3 separate regions of the Homo sapiens genome follow, and regions 1 and 2 are each linked to region 3. Evidence: chromatin loops called from intact Hi-C (ENCODE). Cell type or tissue: heart right ventricle. All regions are shown on one strand.

What was found. Peaks named below come from ENCODE experiments on the same cell type or tissue, not always from the same donor. Only the 100,000 strongest peaks of a DNase experiment are listed, where the experiment ranks them.
Region 1: a loop joins it to region 3, with 11 times the contacts of the local background. A loop is called at or near these places in 58 of 110 quality-filtered maps.
Region 2: it touches region 3 in a loop (2.0-fold over the local background); 35 of 110 quality-filtered maps call a loop at or near these places.

Annotation. Positions count from the first base shown.
Region 1 is chr1:31,812,405-31,820,404 of GRCh38, reverse strand. SPOCD1 (SPOC domain containing 1) reads left to right here and starts at 4,383. Exons shown (of 16, transcript NM_144569.7): 1 at 4,383-4,444; 2 at 5,033-6,454. The coding sequence starts at 5,072. In heart right ventricle, a CTCF peak has its summit at 4,274 (motif pointing left); a DNase peak (open chromatin) is centred at 4,324.
Region 2 is chr1:31,910,705-31,918,704 of GRCh38, reverse strand. It overlaps PTP4A2 (protein tyrosine phosphatase 4A2), which reads left to right. Exons shown (of 6, transcript NM_080391.4): 3 at 2,718-2,810; 4 at 6,879-7,009. Among named protein-coding and RNA genes, the nearest start is that of PTP4A2, 24 kb to the left of the region's middle. In heart right ventricle, no CTCF peak of the experiment used is centred here; no DNase peak of the experiment used is centred here.
Region 3 is chr1:31,960,656-31,968,655 of GRCh38, reverse strand. No RefSeq gene overlaps it. Among named protein-coding and RNA genes, the nearest start is that of PTP4A2, 26 kb to the right of the region's middle. RefSeq lists enhancers at 6,447-6,586, 6,907-7,016. In heart right ventricle, a CTCF peak has its summit at 4,371 (motif pointing right); a DNase peak (open chromatin) is centred at 4,385; H3K27ac peaks cover 890 bases.

The DNA of each region.
Region 1 (8,000 bases), 150 kb after region 3:
ACCGCCTCCAGCATGGTGGCTCATGTCTGCAATCCCAGCACTTTGGGAAGCCGAGGTGGGAGGATTGCTTGAGTCCAGGAGTTTGAGACCAGCCTGAGCAACATAGCAAGATGCCGTTTCTACAAAAAACCAAAAATTTAGTCAGACATGGTGGTAGGCACCTGTAGTCCCAGCTACTCAGGAGGCTGAGGTGGGAGAATCATCTGAGCCCAGGTGATCATATCACTGCACTTCGGCCTGTACACAAAGCGAGACCTTATCTCAACAAAAAAAAAAGAAAGAAAAAAAAGAAAGAAAAAAGAAAACGCAATAAAAATATTAAAGAATAGAATAATTTAATTAAAATGTGCAATATTTTGATGAAGAAAAATCACAAAAATGAATTGAAGGCCTGGCAGAATGGAAATAAGGTACATTTATGGATGAGAAGACTCAGTATTATTCAATTTTATCCCTAATCTGTAAATTCGATGAAATTCTAATTTAAATCCCAGCACAATTTTTCAAGGATCTTGACAAAATGATTCTACGGTATACAGTTAGCTAAGACGATTATAAAAAATAGAAACCAAGTTGAGGGGGTGGAGCTTGCTCCCTAGATAGCAATATTTATCACAAAACCATAGAACTAAAACAATATTGATCAAGAATAGACAAATCGATCAATGGAAGAGAAAAGAAAGCCAATAAATAGGCCAGGTGTGGTGGTTCACGCACTTTGGGAGGCCGAGGCAGGTGGATCACCTGAGGTCAGGAGTTTGAGACCAGCCTGGCCAACATGGTGAAACCTCATCTCTACTAATAATACAAAAAATCAGCCGGGCATGGTGGTGGATACCTGTAATCCCAGCTACTTGGGAGGTTGAGGCAGGGGAATCGTTTGAACCCAGGAGGCGAAGGTTGCAGTGAACCAAGATCCTGCTACTGCACTCCAGCCTGGGCAATGAGAGAGAAACTCCATCTCAAAAAAAAAAAAAAAAAAAAAGGAAAGCCAAGAAATAAATTGCATTCTTTAATGGGAACCAGGTATATCGCAGAGGTGCTGTCATGAGTCAATGGAGCAAACAGCTAATGATGAGGCAAATAGCATTAGGCCAAAACCTGGGCAAAACCTTACTTTATTTTTTTTTTATGACAGAGACATTTTAGAATACCAGGAGAAAGGCTGGGCCCAGTGGCTCACACCTGTAATCTCAGCACCTTGAGAGGCCGATACGGGCAGATCACTTGAGGTCAGGATTTTGAGACCAGGCTGGCCAACATAGTGAAACCTCATCTCTACTTAAAACACAAAAATTAGCTGGGTGTGGTGGCGTGCGCCTGTAATCCCAGCTACTCCGGAGGCTGAGGCAGAAGAATCGCTTGAACCCGGGAGGTGGAGGTTGCAGTGAGTCGAGATCATGCCACTGCACTCCAGTCTGGGTGATAGAGTGAGACTGTCTCAAAAAAACAAAAAAATAAAAATAAAATAAATAAATAGAATACCAGGAGACAGAGAAACTGGCCAGAGACTGGCTGGCTTCTAAAACCAGTCCTTGCTAATCTTGAGCAAATTACTTAATCTGTCTTGGCCTATTTCCTCATCTGTCAAATAAGGATAATAACAGTTCTTACCTCACAGACTTGATGTAAGGATTAATATAGGTAAATTAATACAGGCAAATACAGGATTAATATAGGTAAAGCATTTAGACCAGTCCCTGGCTCAAAACAGCACTACGTAAGTGTTAGCCATTCTTTATCTCTATACCATGTGGAACTGACAACATCTCCACTCCCGTTTTCTCTGCCCAATGTGGGAGACTTCCATTATCCAAATGGACCAGAATGGCTTGGTTCACTGGTCTTAGGGAACCTGGTCAACTTTCTGCCATCATGACCAAGACATTCCTTAGAGGGAGGGCTTCTCATTTACAAAAACTATTTCCTTAGAGCAGTAATTTTGGTCATTGGTGACATCCAGTCTCTACTCTTACCTCATCTATGACTCTGACTGCCAGATCATGACAGTTTTCAATATGGATTACCCAATAGCTTGGTTTGTTTTTTGTAATAAACCTTGTTTTTTAGAATAGTTTTAGATCTACAGAAAAATCTGAAGATTAGTACAGGGAGTTCCTGTGTACTCCAGACTCGGTTTCCCTTGTTATTCATATTATGCTGTTTTTAAAATTCCACATTATATCATTGAGATACATTCATGTTGATATATAGATCTAATTTATTGAGTCTAACTGTGATTTAGTATTCCATTGGCCTGGAAGGTTCTCACAGTCTCACCTGGCACAGGTTTAGTGCCAGGGAATTCCATCTCCCTCGCAATCAGACTTATCAAATCTCTGGTTCTGGCCGGGTGCAGTGGCTCACGCCTGAAATCCCAGGCCAAGATGGGAGGATCGCTTGAGCTCAGGAGTTCGAGACCAGTCTGGGCCACATAGTGAGACCTCGTCTCCACCAAAAATAAAAAAAAAATTAGCTGGGCATGGCGGTGCATGCCTGTAGTACCAGCGACTCAGGAGGCTGAGAGGGGAATATCACTTGAGCCTGGGAGGTCAAAGCTGCAGTGAGCTATGATTACACTACCACAACTCAGCCTGAGCGACAGAGCCAGACCCTATCTCAAAAAAAAAAAAAAAAAAAAAAAAAGCCAAACACCACTGTTTCTGCAGTAAAAGTATTTACATAATCATAACATTATAAATGTCATTTGGCTTTCAGTGTTAAGAATCAATCTACAGGTAAACAACGGTAAACTGAATTATCTTTACCGAATAGAATGTAAATGCTATAAACCTCAGCGATACAAAAATAAAAGCTTAGTTCATGGATAACGGCAGAAGCAGGGAGGGGACATCAAGGGAAATTATCCATTTCACACAGAGAAGAGTCAAGAGATACAATATACAGAAGAAACAGACATTTAAGAATAGTATTCAAAGTGATAATAGAAACCAATAGTAAAATTTAAAATATAAATATAAAAAAGAGGGCCAGGCACGGTGGCTAACGCCTGTAATCCCAGCAATTTGGGAGGCTGAGGTGGGTGGAACACGAGGTCAGGAGTTTGAGACCAGCTTGGCCAGCATGGTGAAACCCTGTCTCCACGAAAAATACAAAAATTAGCAGGGCATGGTGGCACGTGCCTGTAGTCCCAGCTACTCGGGAGGGTGAGGTAGGAGAATCACTTGACCCTGGGAGGCAGAGGTTGTAGTGAGCTGAGACTGTGCCACTGCACTCCAGCGTGGGCGACAGAGCGAGACGCTGTTTCAAAAAAAAAAAAAAAATATATATATATATATATATATGAAAAGCGGAAGAGAAAGGGGGAAAGGGTGGTTAATAAAATCACCACAGCAGGAAGTCAACAGATACAACAGACACAGTTAAAATTAATAAATCAAGTAATAGAGGCATGAGTATATTATTTACAGTTATGAAATTTAAAAAATTAACATGATGACAAACATGGTAAAAAACAAAAAACAAAACACAGTTGTTTCCAGGAGTTGGGGTATTGGGAAATGAGAGATAGCTTTAAACTTTTTATTTCTAACCTTCTATTGGAATTGATTCTGCATTTCCATCTACATTAATTATATTTGAGATTTTCTTTTTAAATTAGGCAAGCACTATTCACAATAGCAAAGACATGGAATCAACCTAAATGCCCATCAATGGCAGATTGGCTAAAGAAAATGTGGTACATATACACAATGGAATACTATGCAGCCATAAAAAAGAATGAGATCACGTCCTTTGCAGGAACGTGGATGGAGCTGGAGGCCATTATCCTTAGCAAACTAATGCAGGAACGGAAAAACCAAATATTGCATGTTCTCACTTATAAGTGGGAGCTAAATGGTGAGAACACATGGACAGAAAGAGGTTAACAACAGACACTGGGGCCTGCTTGAGGGTGGAGGGTAGGAGGCAGTAGAAGATAAGAAAAAATAAATATTGGGTACTAGGCTTGATAACTGGGTGACGAAATAATCTGTACAACAACCCCCGTGACACAAGTTTACCTATATTAAAAACCTGCATATGGACCTCTGACCCTAAAATAAAAGTTTAAAAATAAAATAAAATAAAATTAGGCAAAAAATCTAGGTAATTCTGACATTGTCCTACTGGCTCAGGGACTATTGCGGTAGGATCAAGTTAAACTCTCAGGCAGGCAGCCAAGGCCCCTCGCTGCCCCATGCACCCACCTACCTCTGCTTGGGAGCCAGGATTGGCACCTCCTCCAGGAAGCCCTCAGGAGGAAGAGGGCGCCCTCTGCCGGGGCAGGAACGCCAGCACGCCTGGGGAGCAGCCTTTTGCTCATCATCAGGGACTCCGCCCCTATCCCTCAGCAAGGGCCTCCCTCCCCCGCATCACGTGATCTCAGCTCCTTTTCAGCTAGTGGGTGGAACCCCAGGAGGGAAAACTCAGGGAAGCCCAGGTGAGAGCGACGCGACCGATGGGGCCCGGATTTCTTGGATGCTGGGGGACTGTCCCAGTAAGGCTTGGGAACCTGGGTGGGGCGCCTTTCAGAACGGGACCGATGGGAGAGAGACGAGAAGGGTTATGGGCACGAACCCCGTTCAGTATCTGCTCCTTGCGCAGTGTGAGAACTGGGAGAGAGACTCCTGGCCCTTCCACTTCCTGTGCTTCCTTGGGTGAGTGTCTTAACATCTCAGAATCTCAGTGTCCTCACCTGTGGCTGCCAGTATGAAATGAAATAAGCACATAAGTCATAAATAAATGGTATCTTATTAGGTCCCATTTAAGCGAATGTGTGAACTCTCAGAGACAAGAAGACCCTGGAGGCCACTGTAGCTCGGCCCTGTTTGGAGGCAGGCCTCTCCACCCTCACCCAGGACACCAGCTCCTGCTGGGTGCTCCCCTCCCTGGAGTGCTCACCCCTAGGCCTCAGGAGTGGAAGGGTCTGGGAGAGCTGGCTGGAAGAGGGGCTCCTCCCAGTTCCCACTGAACGGGCTGACAGGTCGGACTCTCCAAGACAAAGTCTCCTCTTTCTGTCTCCACACAGGGCCCGTGTTGTGCTTTTGGCCCAGGTAGGTGGACAGACATGTCCCAGGCGGGGGACGTAGAAGGCCCCAGCACAGGAGACCCTGTGCTCAGTCCCCAACACAACTGTGAGCTTTTACAGAACATGGAAGGAGCCAGCTCCATGCCAGGCCTGTCACCAGATGGGCCGGGAGCAAGCTCTGGGCCCGGAGTCAGGGCTGGCAGCAGAAGGAAGATCCCCAGGAAGGAGGCCCTTCGAGGTGGCAGCTCCCGGGCTGCAGGTGCTGCTGAGGTCCGGCCAGGGGTCTTGGAGCTGCTAGCTGTGGTACAGAGCCGGGGCTCGATGCTGGCTCCTGGGCTCCACATGCAGCTGCCCTCGGTGCCTACTCAGGGGAGAGCTCTGACCTCCAAGAGGCTCCAGGTTTCTCTGTGTGACATCTTAGATGACAGTTGCCCCAGGAAACTTTGTAGCAGGTCTGCTGGCCTCCCAGAGAGAGCTCTGGCCTGCAGGGAGAGGCTTGCAGGAGTGGAGGAGGTGAGCTGCCTCAGGCCCAGGGAGGCCAGAGACGGTGGAATGAGTTCTCCAGGGTGTGACAGAAGAAGCCCCACACTCAGCAAAGAGGAGCCCCCTGGAAGGCCCCTGACATCCTCACCAGACCCAGTCCCTGTGAGGGTAAGAAAGAAATGGAGGAGGCAAGGGGCTCATTCAGAGTGTGAGGAAGGGGCTGGTGACTTCCTGTGGCTTGATCAGAGCCCTCGTGGGGACAACCTCCTGTCTGTGGGAGACCCTCCCCAAGTTGCTGACCTGGAGTCCTTGGGAGGCCCTTGCAGACCTCCCTCTCCAAAAGACACTGGGTCTGGGCCTGGAGAGCCAGGTGGAAGTGGGGCAGGATGTGCCTCAGGGACTGAGAAATTTGGATATTTGCCCGCTACAGGGGATGGGCCCCAGCCAGGCAGCCCCTGTGGCCCTGTCGGGTTCCCAGTGCCCAGTGGAGGGGAGTCCCTCAGTTCAGCTGCACAGGCTCCTCCACAGAGCGCAGCACTGTGCCTGGGGGCGTCAGCACAGGCCTCTGCAGAGCAGCAAGAAGCTGTGTGTGTCGTGCGGACTGGCAGCGATGAAGGCCAGGCTCCAGCACAGGACCAGGAGGAGCTGGAGGCCAAGGCTCAGCCAGCTTCCAGGGGAAGGCTGGAGCAAGGACTCGCTGCCCCCGCTGACACCTGTGCCAGCTCCCGGGAGCCCTTGGGCGGCCTCAGCTCCTCCCTGGATACTGAAGCCAGCAGGGCCTGCTCAGGCCCATTCATGGAGCAGAGAAGATCCAAGGGCACTAAGAACCTGAAGAAAGGTCCAGTGCCCTGTGCCCAAGACCGGGGCACAGACAGAAGCTCAGACAACTCCCACCAGGACAGGCCAGAGGAACCCAGCCCAGGAGGCTGCCCCAGACTGGTGAGCTGAGTCTGAGAGTTTGGGATAGGAAGGGCCTGGCCATGTTTCTCAATACCATACTTGGCAGTGGAATTTAATAAAGCTAAGCTAGATGGGCGCTTCATGAACATTCTCACATCCCTATTAACTAAACTGGGTAAAATGAGGCCCACAAACTGGGAAAGAGAAAATAAACTACATTCGCTGAATCCTTGTGAGGGGTCATTATCTTTTGGAGTCAGTGAGTCCTGGGTTCGAATTTTGCCTCTGCCCACTTCCTAGCTGAATGACTGTGGGATGTTTTCTTAACCTCTCTAGGTTTCCTCATTGTAAAAAAAGGATACTAATTGCAGCTTCATGGGGTTGTTTCAAGGATTAAATGAGATTATGGTATAAAATAATGTGCCTAGGCCTGGTGCAGTGGCTCACGCCTGTAATCCCAGCACTTTGGGAGGCAGAGGCAGGCGGATCACGAGGTCAAGAGATCAAGACCATCCTGGCCAACATGGTGAAACCCTGTCTCTACTAAAAATACAAAAATTAGCTGGGCATGGTGGCACATGCCTGTTCCAGCTACTCTGGAGGCTGAGGCAGGAGAATCACTTGAACCTGGGAAGCAGAGGTTGCAGTGAGCTGAGATCGCACCACTGTACTCCAGCCTGGTGACAGAGCAAGACTGTCTAAAACAAACAAACAAACAAAAAAAAGGTGCCTAGCACAGCACAAGGCACAAGGTAAATTGCTTAATTCGTGTTAAATTTGCTTTTCCTTTAGTGTTCACAGTTACCCTGTAAGATAGGCGTTAGCCCCATATAACCAGATGGGGAAACTGAGGCTCGGAGGGTTAATAATATTCTCCAGGCTCACATAGCTGGGGAGTCAGTGACCAGCCATGTTCCCTATATCACCACTTCCCTTTCCTTTGTTCTTTTACTTATAATCATCATCATTTTATTAATAATCATAGCTAACATTTATACACCAAAGGCAGAAGAAGACTCTACTTGTTTTTGGTGTATATTTCTCACATAGTTGGATTTTCATCACATTTATTGAATATGCATGATGTGCTAGATGTTTTTGATTTAATCTTCACACGACGTCCACGGAGGTGAGGTTACAGACCCAGCTGGTGAATGGGAGCAAGGCTACAAGCCTAGGCGGTCTGTCTTGAGAGCTCACTGCACTGCCTTCTCTGTGTATTTTCTGTGTTATCGGCACAGTCGTAACAGCATCTGGCTTGCTTAACATGTGCTGGATATTGGGCTAAGCACTTTATCTGCAATCTTTGTAACAAGCCTATGAGGTAGACTCTATTGACATATACCCATTTCACTGATCTGAACACTGAGGCTCTGAGAGGTGACATGAGTACTCAAGGCCAAACAGCCAATTAGTAAAATAGAACCAGTGAGCTGTTTTCCACTATGCATCAAGCCTTTTTACCTATAAATAGGCTCCTATTATGCCTTATTGTTCCAGGACTTTGCTTGGTTTTGTAAGTTCCGTAGTATTTGAAGGTCTTTCCCAGTGGGTTCACCTTGTTCTGCCGAATTTGATCTTTTCC
Region 2 (8,000 bases), 50 kb after region 3:
ACATTTATTGACCACGATATGCACTTAGCATTATAACAAACAATGTTACACATTATGCAACGAGCAGTGTTTGTGCTTAAGGTCACAAATACAAAAACCCTATGAGGTGTAGCTACCATTATTTCCCTCTTACCAATGAGGAAACAGGTTCAGAGCCATTTAGTAATTTGCCTAATGGCACATAGTATGTGGTGGAACTAATGTACTTGCCTAGGTGTCTGACACTAAAAACCATTCTGTATGTACTTCAGATATTCTAACCACCTTTGATGAAAAGGCACCCCCAGACTACTTCGTTGTAATAATCGTATACAAGGGTCCAGAAACTTGGGTGAAGGAAAGGTGGTAGAGGTAGTATTTTTATGTCAGATCCTTAATATTTTTTCTATTGGTAGGAGAAAAAACTCTTTGTACTTCTTTGAGCAAGCATTTGAACATAAGTTTTTTTTTTTTTTTGGGAGATGGAGTCTCGCTCTTCGCCAGGCTGGAGTGCAGTGGCACTATCTCGGCTCACTGCAAGTTCCCCCTCCCGGGTTCACGCCATTCTCCTGCCTCAGCCTCCCTGATAGCTGGGACTACAGGCACCTGCCACCACTCCCGGCTAATTTTTTGTATTTCTAGTAGAGACGGGATTTCACCATGTTAGCCAGGATGGTCTTGATCTCCTGACCTTGTGATCTGTCACCTCGGCCTCCCAAAGTGCTGGGATTACAGGCATGAGCCACCGTGCCCAGCCCTTTTTTTTTTTTTTTTTTTTGAGACGGAGTGCAGTGGCACGATCTTGGCTCACTGCAACCTGCACCTCCCAGGTTTAAGCGATTCTCCTGCCTCAGCTCCCAAGTAGCTGGGACTACAGGCGCGCGCCACCACACCCAGCTAATTTTTGTATTTTTAGTAGAGACGAAGTTTCACCGTGTTGGCCAGGATGGTCTTGATCTCTTGACCTCGTGATCCGCCTTCCTCGGCCTCCCAAAATGCTGGGATTACAGGCGTGAGCCACTGTGCCTGACCAGAACATAAGCTTTTTAATCATTCTTGGGTTGTTGAGTTTAAATGATTTTTCTTGCTGTATTTATGGAGTAGAGTTAGAAAGGTGGGTGAACTCTTAGTGATTTTCATTTTATAGATGGGAAAACTGAGACCAAAAGAGGATTTGACTTGCTTAAGGTCACAAATACCATAAAAAATTTTATCGCAACTTTTCAATGAATGGCTATTACAGAGTTTATTTTAATGGGATTTTATTTGTATTTTGAAACATTTTTAAAATTCCTGACAATACTTCTACCTTTCTTGAGTCTGTATTATAAGAAGGCCTTTTTGTGAAAAATGAAGTCCTTTAGCAATTAAAATAATTTTACACTTTAGATAACTAAATGATGGACCCTTCTTATAGGATATCACTGTGCCTGCTTATTTATACTTATAATTCCCTGAGCTTCTTAACTTTGTATACACAGCGTACAAGTTGATTCTACGCCTGTATGCCCTCAGATTGTTCAGTCACCTTTAAGCCTGGCTGAATTATGTGGTACTATTTTCAACCTGTGGATTCCTTGGCCATAGTCTCCAGAAGTGGCACAGGCCACTGTCCTCCTGCAACTATAAAAAAGATATTGGTAGCCCCTTGAAGATAGGTAGTCACTGGGTTAGGGATTCACCGTAGGGAGAGTTTTAAAGGAGCAAGGCTTCTGGCTATAACTGCATTAGCTGTCTTTTTAATATACCACTTTTTTTCTTAATTTCAGAATTTTATTTCTTTAAAAAAAGCATGTTTATTTCATAAAAATATAAAGATACAGATAAGCAAAAAGAATTTAACAACATTTAATTGTTAATAACTGGCTTCTAGATGTTTTTCTCTGCATATATCTGTGTGTATTCATAAATACACATACAGATAGGATCACACTATATATTTTTTAAAATCTTTCCCCATCTTCCTTGGTATTGTTTTTATAGCTGTCATAGTGTTCACTATATGGATGTGCCATACTTCTTTAATCATTCCCTTATTTTTGGACCATTAATGTGGTTTCTAATTTTTCACCATTCCAGTTTGTGGTGAATGTGCTGTTACCTAAATATTTGTATATGTCTTTAATTATTTCTTTTGTATAAACTCCCAGAAGTAGAATTTTTAGGTTGCAGTGTATGTGAACTTTTGTGTAAGTTTTCACGTTATGCTACCAAACTGCCCTTTAGAAAGGTGAGTCTCACACTGCCACTGAGATTTCATGAGTGTCCATTGAATATATAACCACAGTGAGAACAATTCTGATCTTTGTCTAAAAATGATATCTCATTGTTTTAATTTATAATAGTAGATTTCTTTTTTTTTTTTTTTTTTTTTTTTTTTGGAGACGGAGTCTCGCTCTGTCGCCCAGGCTGGAGTGCAGTGGCACGATCTCGGCTCACTGCAATATCTGCCTCCTGGGTTCAAGCGATTCTCCTGCCTCAGCCTCCTGAGTAGCTGGGATTACAGGCCCGCACCACCACACTCAGCTGATCTTTGTATTTTTAATAGAGACGGGGTTTCACTATGTTGGTCAGGCTGGTCTCGAACTCCTTACCTTGTGATATGCCCGCCTCAGGCCTCCCAAAGTGCTGGGATTATAGGCGTGAACCACCCCGCCCGGCCTATAATAGTACATTTCTACATTTTTGGCTGTAGGTTTCAAAAACAAGTTCCATTATAATTTTTTTTTTTTTTAAAGGAACTTAAGAAGTATGGAGTGACGACTTTGGTTCGAGTTTGTGATGCTACATATGATAAAGCTCCAGTTGAAAAAGAAGGAATCCACGTTCTAGTGAGTGTGTAGTATTTAAATTTTTCAAAACAAGTTGTATCTTTCAAACATAAATATTTATAAAACTAGGCCAGGTGCACTGGCTCACACCTATAATCCCAATATTGTGGGAAGATCACTTGAACCCAGGAGTTCAAGACCAGCCTGGGCAATGTGGCGAGATCTCATCTGTACAGATAATTAAAAAACTGGTGGGGCATGTTGGTGCACACCTGTGGTCCCAGCTACTTGGGTTTTTGAGGTGAGGGAATCACTTGAGCCCAGGTGGTTGAGACTGCAGTGAGCTGTGGCCACACCACCACATTCCAGCCTGGGTGACAGAGGGAAACCCCGTCTCAAAAAAAAAAAAAAAAAAAAAATTAAAAACTTGGTATTAGGTGGGCACGGTGGCACACATTTGTAGTCCCAGCTACTTGGGAGGCTGAAGTGAGAGGATCGCCTGAGCCTGGGAGGTCAAGGTTGCAGTGAGCCTTGATTATGCCACTGCACTCCAGCCTGGATGAGAGTAAGACCTTGTCTCAAAAACAAAAACAAAAAAACCCTGGCAGTAATACTTTTGGATTTTTTTAAGGTTGTAGTGGAAAATACATTATTGATAGCAATCTTTCAAATTCTTTTGGATTAACAAATTGGCAGTTTTGTTCATTTGTGCTCTTAAAGCCTACAAATCATAGTATTTTCAACTAATAAAAAGCAAAATTTAGTGTGCTCTTATTTTAACAACATGTAAATTTGCAAGTTTTATTTTTTAGGAAATTAATACAATATTTAGCTTTTGTTTCTAGGCTACTAATTTGAATATAATGAAAGTAATTTCCATCAGACATTCTTAAGTCCATATGGAACTCTGCCACTTTGCAAGTACAAGATTAGTTACTTAATATTTTGTGGATAACTTGTAGGAGGCAAAAAGGTGGGATAAGAGGATGAGGAGAGGTAGAAGGCATCCTCCTCCAGAGTAATCAGCATAGTTTCTGATACTTTTTGTTAGGTTTCTGAGGAGCTTTAGTATGATTAGATTTTTTGTCTAGCTCAATTTGAGCACAAAGTGATTGGAATTATTTTAAATTAAGTTCCTTTTTAGCATCAAAATAGGCTGTTTCCTTATAGCAAATGGGAGCATCAGATTAGTTAACATTTTATTCTTTCTTCCCTAAGTAGTTGTCTAAGTTGTAGGAGCAGCTTTTAGGAGCACGTAATGAAATGATCTTGTAATTTTAGATGTCTTTGAGCTGTTGGTTTGATTGTGGGAAGGTTATGTAGTAGGAAGAGAACTGGAGATTTTATAAGTAGTTAGGAAGAACGTAACAAGGAAGATACTGGTTTAAGGTTATGTTCCTGCTTCTTATTGAGAGGTAGTTCTGTAGTCTTTATTATATTGGTCAGTGGTTGGGAAGGCAGTTGATGCAAAAAGAATAATGACCTATTGGTAAGGCAGTCCTCTTATATCTGATCCATAGTTTCCTCATGTCCATTTTGGTGAAAATAAAAACTAAATAGCCAAATGTGTTTTAAAAAAATGTGTTTTAGGGCCCTGTGTGGTGGCTCATGCCTGTTCCCACCACTCTGGGAGGCCAAGGTAGGTGGATCACTTGAGTCCAGGAGTTCCAAGACTAGTGGGGCAACATGGTGAAACCCTGTCTCTCCGAAAAATACAAAAATTAGCTGGACGTGATGGCATGCACCTATAGTCCTAGCTACTTGGGAGGTTGAGGTGGGAGGATCACCTGAACCCGAGAGGTCAAGGCTGCAGTGAGCCATGATTGTGCTGCTGTGCTCCAGCTTGGGTGACAGAGACCTTGTCAGTCAATCAGTCAATAATGTGTTTTAATAGTTTGGCATGGTAATAATTTGCTTGCAGTCAAATTTCTAAATGACTTTACTGTCCACTGCTGGAAATCACTGGGAATGAGTGTAAACATGTCAAATGCAGCCCTGTGTTTAAAAAGTAGTAATAAAATTTAAACTTCCGAAAATAAGCTGCATACAAGTTTATTTTGCTGCATTATGAATATGTTCTCTAGTGAGCAAAAATCAACTTGTTTTGACAGATGGCAGAGTGAGAAAATGACTGGATTGACCATAGTCTGTTTGAGTCAGTAATGTTGGTAAACATCTTTGTGAAATAGAAATGAACTAAAGAACTTGAACTAGTTTGAGGAAGATAATGGTAGGCCTAAGATTTATTCCAGGCCTTTAAATTTAGGTTTTTGTTTTGTTTTAAATAGCTGTGATCTGGGAAATGCAAATCAAAAGCACAATATGATACCACCTTACTCCTGTAAGAATGGCCGTAATCAAAAAATTAAAAAAAAAAATAGATGTTGTCAGGGATGTGGTGAAAAGGGAACACTTGTACACTGCTGGTGGGAATGTAAACTAGTACAACCACTATAGAAAACAGCGTGGAGATTCCTTAAAGAACTAAAAGTAGAACTATCATTTGATCCAGCAATCCCATTACTGGGTATCTACCCAGAGGAAAATAAGTCATTAAAAACAAACAAACAAACAAATAAATAAATAGCTATGATCAGATAAAATGAAAGGTTTAACTTACACTTGAAAAAACAAGGGCATTTAGCCTTAAGCTTGGAATTTCCTTTTCCCAGACAGAGATTTTAAGAGTTAATCTAATTTTGCTAGGTGAGGAGGGTTTTGGAACATTTCATGGTAAGAGGATATCCCCAAATAAGGCCTGTCAGTCCTCTGAATGCTCTTGCAAACCAGACACACATTGGAATAGACTAATGGTGGTTTTAGCTGTATCAATTTGAGGTTCAGATGTTTCTAAATGATTAATGATTTTTTTAAAAATAGACACTACTTATATGAGTAAGTGAAGCATGTTTTATATTGTTTCTTAACTAGGTGCATTTTAGGGAGTATTAGAGGAAGTAAGCTCTTGACTAAGGTACTGGTTTTATTGCTATTTACAGTTAAACTCTCTAGTGACATTTATAATAACACAGTCCTTTAATTATGGGGCGTAGTTGTCAACTCAATCATGTACTGTTTTGGCTAATGGGCTACATGAAGTGTTCTAGTGGTGCCAATAATGAATGCAGAATCAATTTAATGCTCTGTCACTTTTCTCTTTTTCCTCCCCTAATATCTTAAAGTGTCCTTATCCAATCTCATTAGAATAGCCTTATGTTTTTAAAAAAATTCCTAACAGTGTTTTTGCATTTCTATCTTTGAAGCTTAGATGGCAGGAGGGAAGGCTTGTAAAATGTCAGCCCCCAGTCCCCCTCCTCCACTCCCCATTTGTGTTGGTTTCTTAGGACCTCTTGCTAAGTAGTGAGGAAGATAAACCCCTGCCTATACTGTGAATGCTCGTGGGATTAGTCTTAATTGAAAGATAGCCCAAATAGGTGAATACAGAAAGAGAAAGGGATACTTGACAAAATGGTCTCCATTTGCCCAGGACCCTGTCATGCAGCCCTGTCCTTGTTAAATGGGGACATATATAATTTAGTAAGCACTTTAAAAATACTCACTGCTTGCCTTTTAATAAGCACAAAGATGGTAGTTTGTTTCTGTTATGATTTACTAACTATTGGAGATTTCTTATCAGATAACCTTTCTCTAAAGATGTCATAACTTAGTTATCTTGAATTATAATCTTCAATTATCTGTAGAGACCAATGAGACACCAGTTGGTATGCTTTGCCAGAGTGGACTTTTAAATCATGTTGACATGTGCTGTGTCCTCTGTTACTTTGTCTTGGCTTTAATTACAGTTTTGTCTATTATGTCTAATTACTACTCTATTCAGATATCATTTTTGGGAGAACACTAGCTCTTATGACTCTGATAGAGATTTCTGTAAGTTTTTGTAAATTCAGATGTGTGCGACACTGCATTGAGAAGGGTAATTTATTTGGCAAACTTTAATTTCAATCCTGGATCATTTTACAGCAATGATCAGAATTGTGTTAACAATAGGTATATATAGTGCAGTTAGTTCAGTTAGGCCTGCCGTGTGTACTGTGTGCAGGTATTCTGTATTAGGATGTTAATCATGGAGAAAATATCAATTTAATGTAAAAGGTCATTTCTTTTCAGGATTGGCCATTTGATGATGGAGCTCCACCCCCTAATCAGATAGTAGATGATTGGTTAAACCTGTTAAAAACCAAATTTCGTGAAGAGCCAGGTTGCTGTGTTGCAGTGCATTGTGTTGCAGGATTGGGAAGGTAAACTCTTACCTTTATTACCCTTTTTGTCTGAATTCATTACCATGCCTAAGTTAGTTGAAAGTTTCACTTTGGTAGACATTTGCATATATTATACTAAATAACATTAAATTACCTGAAAGGAAAGGAAATGAGAGGAAAAACTAGTGTAATGATTTCTCAAAAGAGCCTGTTCATTTCATCTGGTTGTCTGATTCTGATGCCAGCCTGGATTGTGGGTGTTTTATTTTTCTCCCTATTTCAAGTAATCAAAAGTTCAGGTCACTGAAATTGGCAACAAAATTAAAATAATTTTAGAGTTTGATGAATCTATACATGGTTAATTTTGGACTGAGATGAATGGGAAGTTAATAGATAGCAGATATCTGAACTTTAAACTCTTGAAAGAAGATGTATGGACAAGAATTGACTTTGATCTTAAAACCTTTTCCCCTGAGCATTGCTTAGAATGGTGTTGCAACGCTGTCATCAGCAGCAGATTAAATGCCAATTTAGGATGCACACTTTGACTCAAAACATTAGTGTAGGCTGCCATTGCCTCAAGGTGGTGATTACTCAAGCTGTTAGTTCTGCTCTGCCCTTTTGTTTGCTATTTCCTTTTTTGTAGTGTGGTACTGTTTGTTCATAAGGTTAGAAGTTTTAGTCCTTATCCTGAAGGTTGAAGATAATGTTGTAACGTGAGTTGGCAGTTTTATAACTAGTAGCTATCCTAGTTTTAGGTAGCCCAAAATTGGTGCCCTGTAATGGGCTTTATAAAAACATCATTTCCTTTGTTAAATTTTTTTAAAAAGATAGAACTTCTTCTAGTCATCAATTCTTGGGCATTTTCCTAGCTCATCAAAAGGATTTTCTTGAAAACGTCTAGCACCTTTTTAGCATTTGATAAGGAAATATTAAAATCAATTGGTAATGAAAATTCTGACACATTGGAGATAAGTAATATGTTTGGTCATTTATTTTACTGTGATAATGGCTAAAGGCCAATGAAGGA
Region 3 (8,000 bases):
CAACATAGTGAGACTTTGTTTCTACAAAAAATGAAAAAAATTAGCCAGGTTTGGTGGTATACACCTGTAGTCCCAGCTACTTGTGAGGCTGAGGCTGGAGAATCTCTTGAGCTTGGGAGTTAGAGGCTGCAGTGAGCTGTGATAGCACCACTGCACTCCAGCCAGGGCAACAGAATAAGACTCTCTCTATAAAACCAACCAACCAACCAACCAACCAACCAACCAAACGAACAAACAAACAAACAAAAAAAACAGACGCAAAGTCTTTTAACATTTTTATAGTTTTCAGTGTCTGAATCTTGTTATTTATTTATTTATATTTGAGACAGAGCCTTGCTCTGTCGCCCCAGCTGCAGTGCAGTGGTGCAATCTTGGCTCACTGCAGCCTCAACTTCCCATGCTCAAGCCATCCTCCGCCGCAGCCTCCCAAGTAGCTGAGACTACAGGAGTGCACATCCAGGTAATTTTTTTTTTTTTTAGACGGAGTCTTGCTCTGTTGCCTAAGCTAGAGTGCAGTGGCACGATCTCGGCTCACTGAAAGCTCTGCCATCCGGGTTTCATTCTCCTGCCTCAGTCTCCTGAGTAGCTGGGACTACAGGCGCCCACCACCACACCCAGCTAATTTTGTGTATTTTTAATAGAGACAGGGTTTCACCATGTTAGCCAGGATGGTCTCGATCTCCTGACCTCGTGATCCATCCGCCTCGGCCTCCCAAAGTGCTGGGATTACGGGGGTGAGCCACTGTGCCCAGCCCATGCCCAGCTAATTTTTAAATTTTTTTTGTAGCTACGAGGTCTCACTGTATCACCCATGCTGATCTTGAACTCCTGGCCTCAAGCGATCTGCCCACCTCAGCCTCCCAAAGGGCTGGGATTACAGACATAAGTCACCGTGCCTATCCAAGTCTTGTATAATACTTCTTTTGTTAAATTTCCTCCTATGTATATTATTCTTCTTGATGATATTGTAAATAAAAATTATTTTCTCAATTTCATTTTCAGATTGTTCATTGCCAGTGTATAAAAATTCAACTGATTTTTGTGTATTGATCTTGTATCCTGCAACCTCACCAAACTCATTTATTAGTTCTAATAGTATTTTGTGAACTCCTTAGGATTTTCTATATTCGAGATCATGTCATCTGCAAATACAATTTTACTCCAATCTGGATGCCACTGCAACCTCTGCCTCCCAAGTTCAAGTGATTCTCCTGTCTAAGCCTCCTGAGTAGCTGGGATTACAGGCACCTGCCACCACGCCCATCTAATTTTTGTATTTTTAGTAGAGATGGGGTTTCACCATGTTGGCCAGGCTGATGTCGACCTCCTGACCTCAAGTGATCTGCCCACCTCAGCCTCCCAAAGTGCTGGGATTATAGGCGTGAGGCACTGCACCCAGCTCCCAAAAGCTTCTTTAATCTTCATAATACCATGAGGTTGATGTTACTAATCCTATTTTTTTTTTTTTTTGAGATGGAGTTTCACTCTGTTGCCCAGGCTGGAATGTAGTGGCATGATCTCGGCTCACTGCAACATCTGCCTCCTGGGTTCAAGCAATTCTTCTGCCTCAGCCTCCCAAGTAGCTGGGATTACAGGCGTGTGCCACCATGTCCAGCTAATTTTTGTATTTTTAGTAGAGACATGGTTTCACCATGTTGGCCAGGCTGGTCTCGAACCCCTGACCTTGTGATCTGCCTGCCTCAGCCTCCCAAACTGCTGGGATTACAAGCATGAGCCACCATGCCTGGCCACTAATCCTATTTTAGGAATGAGAAAATTGAAGTTCGAAGTAGTTAAGTGATTTACTTAAGGTCATATAATTGGTAAGTCTCAGAGTCTAGATTTGAACCCAAGTCTTTCTGATTCCATTATATCCAAAGGTCTTTTGAAATACATTTTAAATTTTAAATAAATTTTACCTTGAAAATGTAATAATGTGCATGATAAAGAATTTAATAGTACAGGCTGGGTGCGGTGGCTCATGCCTAAAATCCCAGCACTTTGGGAGGCCGAGGCGGGTGGATCACGAGGTCAGGAGATCGAGACCATCCTGGCTAACACGGTGAAACCCTGTCTCTCCAAAAAAATACACAAAATTAGCTGGGTGTGGTGGCAGGCGCCTGTAGTCCCAGCTACTTGGGAGGCTGAGGCAGGAGAATGGCATGAACCCGGGAGGCGGAGCTTGCAGTGAGCCAAGATCGCGCCACTGTACTCCAGCATGGGTGACAGAGCGAGACTCTGTCTCAAAAAAAAAAAAAAAAAAAAGAAGAGAATTTAATAGTACATAAGGATATCCAGTAGGAATTAGTTCTCCTTCCTACTGCCATGCCCTCTTTCCTCCATTCTCAGAGGCAGTCATTATTGGAGGTGTTTCCTTCCAATGTGTTCTATACATACCTAAATAGATATATCTACATCTATACAAATTCTTATTTTAAACAGACACATAAACTTATTTTTTTCTTTTAAAAACAATCTTAACAATGAATCTTGAAGATTATTCCATACCAACACATCCAGATAGATTTATCTGTCATTTTTTTTTTTTTGAGAGGGAGTTTTGCTCTTGTTGCCCAGGCTGGAGTGCAATGGCATAATCTTGGCTCACTGCCACCTCTGCCTCCCAGGTTCAAGCAATTCTCCTGCCTTGGCCTCCCAAGTAGCTGGGACTACAGGCGCCCACTACCACGCCCAGCTAAGTTTTGTATTTTTAGTAGAGACGGGGTTTCGCCATGTTCGCCAGGCTGGTCTCGATCTCTTGAGCTCAAGTGATCTGCCTGCTTTGGCCTCCCAAAGTGCTGGGATTACAGGTGTGAGCCACTGTGCCCAGCCTCATTTTTTTTTTTTTTAGAGTCTTACTCTGTCACCCAAGCTGGAGTGCAGTGGCGTGATCAGAGCTCACTGCAGTGTCAACCTCCTAGCCTCAAGCGATCCTCCCACCTTAGCCTCCTGAGTAGCTGGGACTACCGGTGCACACCACCGCACCTCAGCTAATTTTTTGTATTTTTTTGTATAGAAGAACTTTCGCCACGTTGCCCAGGATGGTCTCAAACTCCTCAGTGCAAGCAGTCCACGCACCTTGGGCTCCCAAAATGATGGAATTTCAGCCGTGAGCCACTGTGCCTGACCCTTTTTTTTTTTTTTTTAAGGCTAGTTAAGTCAAGTGAAGCTGTGGGAGTGGAAAAGGAATAAAGAAATATTTTAAACAGTTGCATACTATTCCATTTTAGTAAATGACTGTCCTACTGAAGGATGTTTAGATTCTGTCTCTGTTTTTTTTTTTTTTGAAACAGAGTTTCTCTCATCTAGGGTAGAGTGCAGTGGTGCAGTCTCAGCTCACTGCAACCTCTGCCTCCCAGGTTCAAGCGATTCTCTCGCCTCAACCTCCCGAGTAGCTGGGATTACAGGTGCCTGCCACCACACCCAGCTAATTTTTTTGCTTTTTTGTTGTATTTTTTCGGGGTTTTTTTTGGGGCGGAGTCTTACTCTGTCACCCAGGCTGGAGTGCAGTGGCGCGATCTCGGCACACTGCAACCTCTGCCTCCCGGGTTCAAGCAATTCTCCTGCTTCAGCCTCCCGAGTAGTTGGGATTGCAGGCATGTACCACCATGCCCAGCTAATTTTTGTATTTTTAGTAGAGACGGGGTCTCACCATGTTGGCCAGGCTACTCTCCAACTACTGACCTCAAATGATCCACCTGCCTCGGCCTCCCAAAGTGCTGGGATTACAGGCGTGAGCCACCATGCCTGGCCATTTTTTTGTATTTTTAGTAGAAACAGGGTTTTACCCTGTTGGCCAGGCTGTTCTCAAACTCCCAACCTCAGGTGATGCACCTGCCTCGGCTTCCCAAAATGCTGGGATTACAGGCGCCCAGCCTAAATTCTCTTTTGCTGTAGCAAACATCCTTGTGTTAATTTCTTTGGACATGCCAAATTGCCTTGGGAAATACTTTGAAAAGTAAAAAGAACCATACAAGGGCAAGGGCTTTTATGATTAGGATGATTGTTGTTGTTTTCCTGCAACTTTGCCTTCTCTGCAGTCTGAAACCCCAAGTTCTGACCATGAGTGCTCTCTCTAGTGGACAGGCGTGCTCTCCATCACTTGCTCTAGCTGTCAGAAAAGAGTGTCTCCTGAAAGTCTCTGGCTTGGAATAGACAGCATTGTTCAGATAGGTTTGCAGTCTTTAGGCTTAGGCTGCTAAACCCTGATTATGGCCCGTTTTGGGATGGGGTGCTGGGCTACTGATGCTGGTGTGCAGCACATTAACTGCAGGGATAGCCAGAGGTCACACTTCTGGGGATGACCTTGACTTTCAGAGTAGACTGGGTGAGCGGTATTTTGCTAGATCAAGCTCTGACCTGTTCTGACCACAAGAGGACAGTAGTGAGCTGCCTAGCGCTTCTGCCAGGCTCATGGAAGGCCCTTCCTATACAGGGAGTGTCTGTCTGGAGTAGCTCCCTGCAGGACTGGGCAGCCAGGTAAATTCTCCTCTTCCTGAAGAATGAAGGTATGTGCTGGTCGTGGTGGCTCATGCCTGTAATCCCAGCACTTTGGGAGGCCGAGGTGGGCGGATCACCTGGAGTTGGGAGTTCCAGACCACCCCGACAAACATGGAGAAACCCCGTCTCTACTAAAAATACAAAATTAGTTGGGTGTGGTGCCTGTAATCCCAGCTGCTTAGGAGGCTGAGATGGGAGAATCGCTTGAACCCAGGAGGCTGAGGTTGCGGTGAGCCGGAGATCGCGCCATTGCACTCCAACCTGGGCAACAAGAGTGAAACTCAGTCTCAAAAAAAACAAAAACAAAAACAAAAGAAGAAGAAGGAAGGTATGGTAGAGGAAATCTGGTCGAATGTGATTTGAGGACAATATAGGAGAAAGTAAAATCAAGGTGGACTCCTCATGAAAATAGCTTCATTTTTTTTCCTCATAAATATAATGTATGCAGATTATAAAAACTTCAAATAATACATAAAAGTACAAAGAAGAAGCCAGGCGGGGTGGCTCATGCCTGTAATCCCAGCACTTTGGGGGGCTGAGGCGGGAGGATCACGAGGTCAGGAGATCGAGACCATCCTGGCCGACATGGTGAAACCCTCTCTACTAAAAATACAAAAATTAGCCGGGAGTGGTGCTATGCACCTGCAGTCCCAGCTTCTCAGGAGGCTGAGGCAGGAGAATCACTTGAATCTGGGAGTCGGATGTTGCAGTGAGCCAACATCACACCATTGCACTCCAGCCTGGGCGACAGAGCAAGACTCCGTCTCAAAAAAGAAAAAAATAAATACTAAGAAGAAGAGAAAGATCTCCTGAAGTGTCATGGCCTGAAATAACCGCTGTTCAAATTTTTGGCAATACTTTTGTTTTTTCGAGTTTTTTGTGGCAATTTTTTTTTGAGCGGTAGCAAGGTTTATTGTGAAGAGTGAAAGGACAAAGCTTCCACAGCGTGGAAGGGGATCCAAGCAGGTTGCCCTTTTTTTGGCAATATTTTTGAAACCTGCATTTTGTACTCGGAAAATGTTGTGGATATCTATCTTTGTAAATACCTTTAATGTTAGAGGCCTCAGGACTTGTACTTGCATAAATGCTTCTTAAGTTTTTCCACCCAGTAACCCCAGAGGCAGAAAAGATGAATGCTGTGCCAGACAGGTAATGCATGAGACTGTGTGTAGGGTCTGAAATGTACGAGAGCAACAGAACCTTCTTTGAAATACTGGGCTTTCACCTTAAACATTCAGACAAATTCTGCAGTATACCCCATAACATTTTGAATTCTGTTCATTAGTTGTTTTCATTTAAAAATAATTCTGTCCTTTCTCCTCCAAATCTGTATAACTGTCTATTGTATGAAGGTATCATCATTAATAAGCAAACAGTGTTGGACACTTAAGTCACTTCCAGTTTTTCTCTAATGTAAACACTATTGCAATGAGCATCCTTATGCATATGTATTTTCTCTTGTTTGATTATGTCATTAGAATAGAGTTCCAGAATGGGCTCCTTTAAAAATAAAGCTATTTCTTTCCCCCTCAATGCTTTTAAAACATTGGTACAAGGCCAGGCATAGTGACTCACGCCTGTAATCCCAGCACTTTGGGAGGCTGAGGCGGGTGGATCACTTGAGGCCAGGAGTTCTAAACCAGCCTGGCCAACATGGTGAAACCCTGTCTCTACTAAAAACACAAAAATTAGTCAGGCATGGTGGCAGACACCTGCAATCCCAGCTATTCCGGAGACTGAGGTGGGAGAATTCCTTGAACTCGGGGGGCGGAGGTTGCAGTGAGCTGTGATCCTGCCACTGCCCTCCAGCCTGGGTGACAGAGTGAGACTGTCTCAAAAAAAAAATTGGTACAAATGAGATGAAAAAGGTGCTGATGGGGAGAGGGGTTGTCCCTTTAAGCCTCTTTTCTGGTCTCTCGGCTGGGACCAACCAGGGGATGCTCTGGGCTTGGACATAGCCCCTCTTCTGTGCTCAGCACACACAGGTGATATGGATTCTCTGTGCCCAGCACTCTGCTAAGCTCTGATTTCCACCTTCTCTCATTCAGTCTGATAAGATAGGCATTATTATTCTTATTTTACAGAGGGCCAAGCCAGTCCAGTGAATCCAGCTGTTCTGGCCAAGGTGACACAGCTAACAAATGTATGTTTGGGTCTTGATTCAGGGACCCAGGTTCTTTGTCAGCACAGTGAACAAAACTGCTTAGCTGCAGACCTCTTCCTAGGACAGTTGTCTAAGAACCTTTTGGTTACAAGCAAAAACAAAAGATCAAAAAACCACTAGAACTATTTTAAGTTAAAAAAAAACAGGGTGGAGGATAACGGTGAGAAGGAATTAGAGAAACCCAGAGAAATCTCATCGAACCCAGGAGAAGAAGTAATTAGTCTCATGAGGAATGAGGAAGCAGTGCTCTCTCTCTTTCTGTTTCTTTCTGTCTGGGAAATCATGGCCTCCAGCCTCTGCTTCTATAAGTACGTCTTCGTTATTCTCTACCCTGTATCTACCAAAAAAATACAAAAATTAGCTGTGCGTGGTGGTGCGTGCCTGTAGTCCCAGATACTCGGGAGGGTGAGGCAGGAAAATCGCTTGAACCCAGGAGGTGGAGGTTGCAGTGAGCTGAGCTCGCGCTACTGCACTCCAGCCTGGGTGACAGAGTGAGACTCTGTCTCAAAACAACAACAACAACAACAACAACAACAAAAACCTATAAGGAACCTGTCTAGCTCTTTCTATCTCTCAGACCTTTTTCTGTGTTTGCCTCATTCCTAGGTAGGCCTTTTCCTCATGGTGGTAAATGGCTACTAGCAGCTCTATCTGGGCTTATGTTCTCGTGAATTGGCTTCCTCAGTGGAAAGCAAATTTCCCCGTTCCAATAGTTCCAGCTCTGATTGTCCTTGATTGAGTCATAAGTCCATCCTGAACCCATCACTAAGGCCAGAGGATAGGTGTCTCTGACTGGTGAGCCCTTGGTCAGATGACCATTCCCAAGCTGAGGTGGGTCAGCCACATTGAGTAGAGGAGGGACAGTTCTCCAAAGGAAAAATGGGATGCCATTAACAGAGACTCCAGAACCTACGAAACAGTGGATTGAGATTTATACCAAGAACCTCCAAGGATATGTTAAAGATCATGGTGGAGGGTGAAGAGATGCCTTTCACTCTTGTATTCCATACACATTATTAAGAGTTCTATGTGTACTCAGCACTGCTTGGCTCAGGGGATGAAATAGGGAATCAGACAGACAAAGGTCGTTGCTCTCACAGAGCCTAACTTCCAAGGAGCATGCCAACAAATAAATGTTTCTTGAATATCTACTACGGACAAAACAGTGTTCCAACCCCATTTCTTCCCCTTTGCACATATAAAGAGAGATAAAATGTGGCCTTTCACTCAAGAAGTTTAAAATATACCACGGCAGATAAAATAGTAGTAAATAATAACAGGCTTTGGGAGGCTGAGGTGAGAGGATTGCTTGAGCTCAGGAGTTTGAGACCAGCCT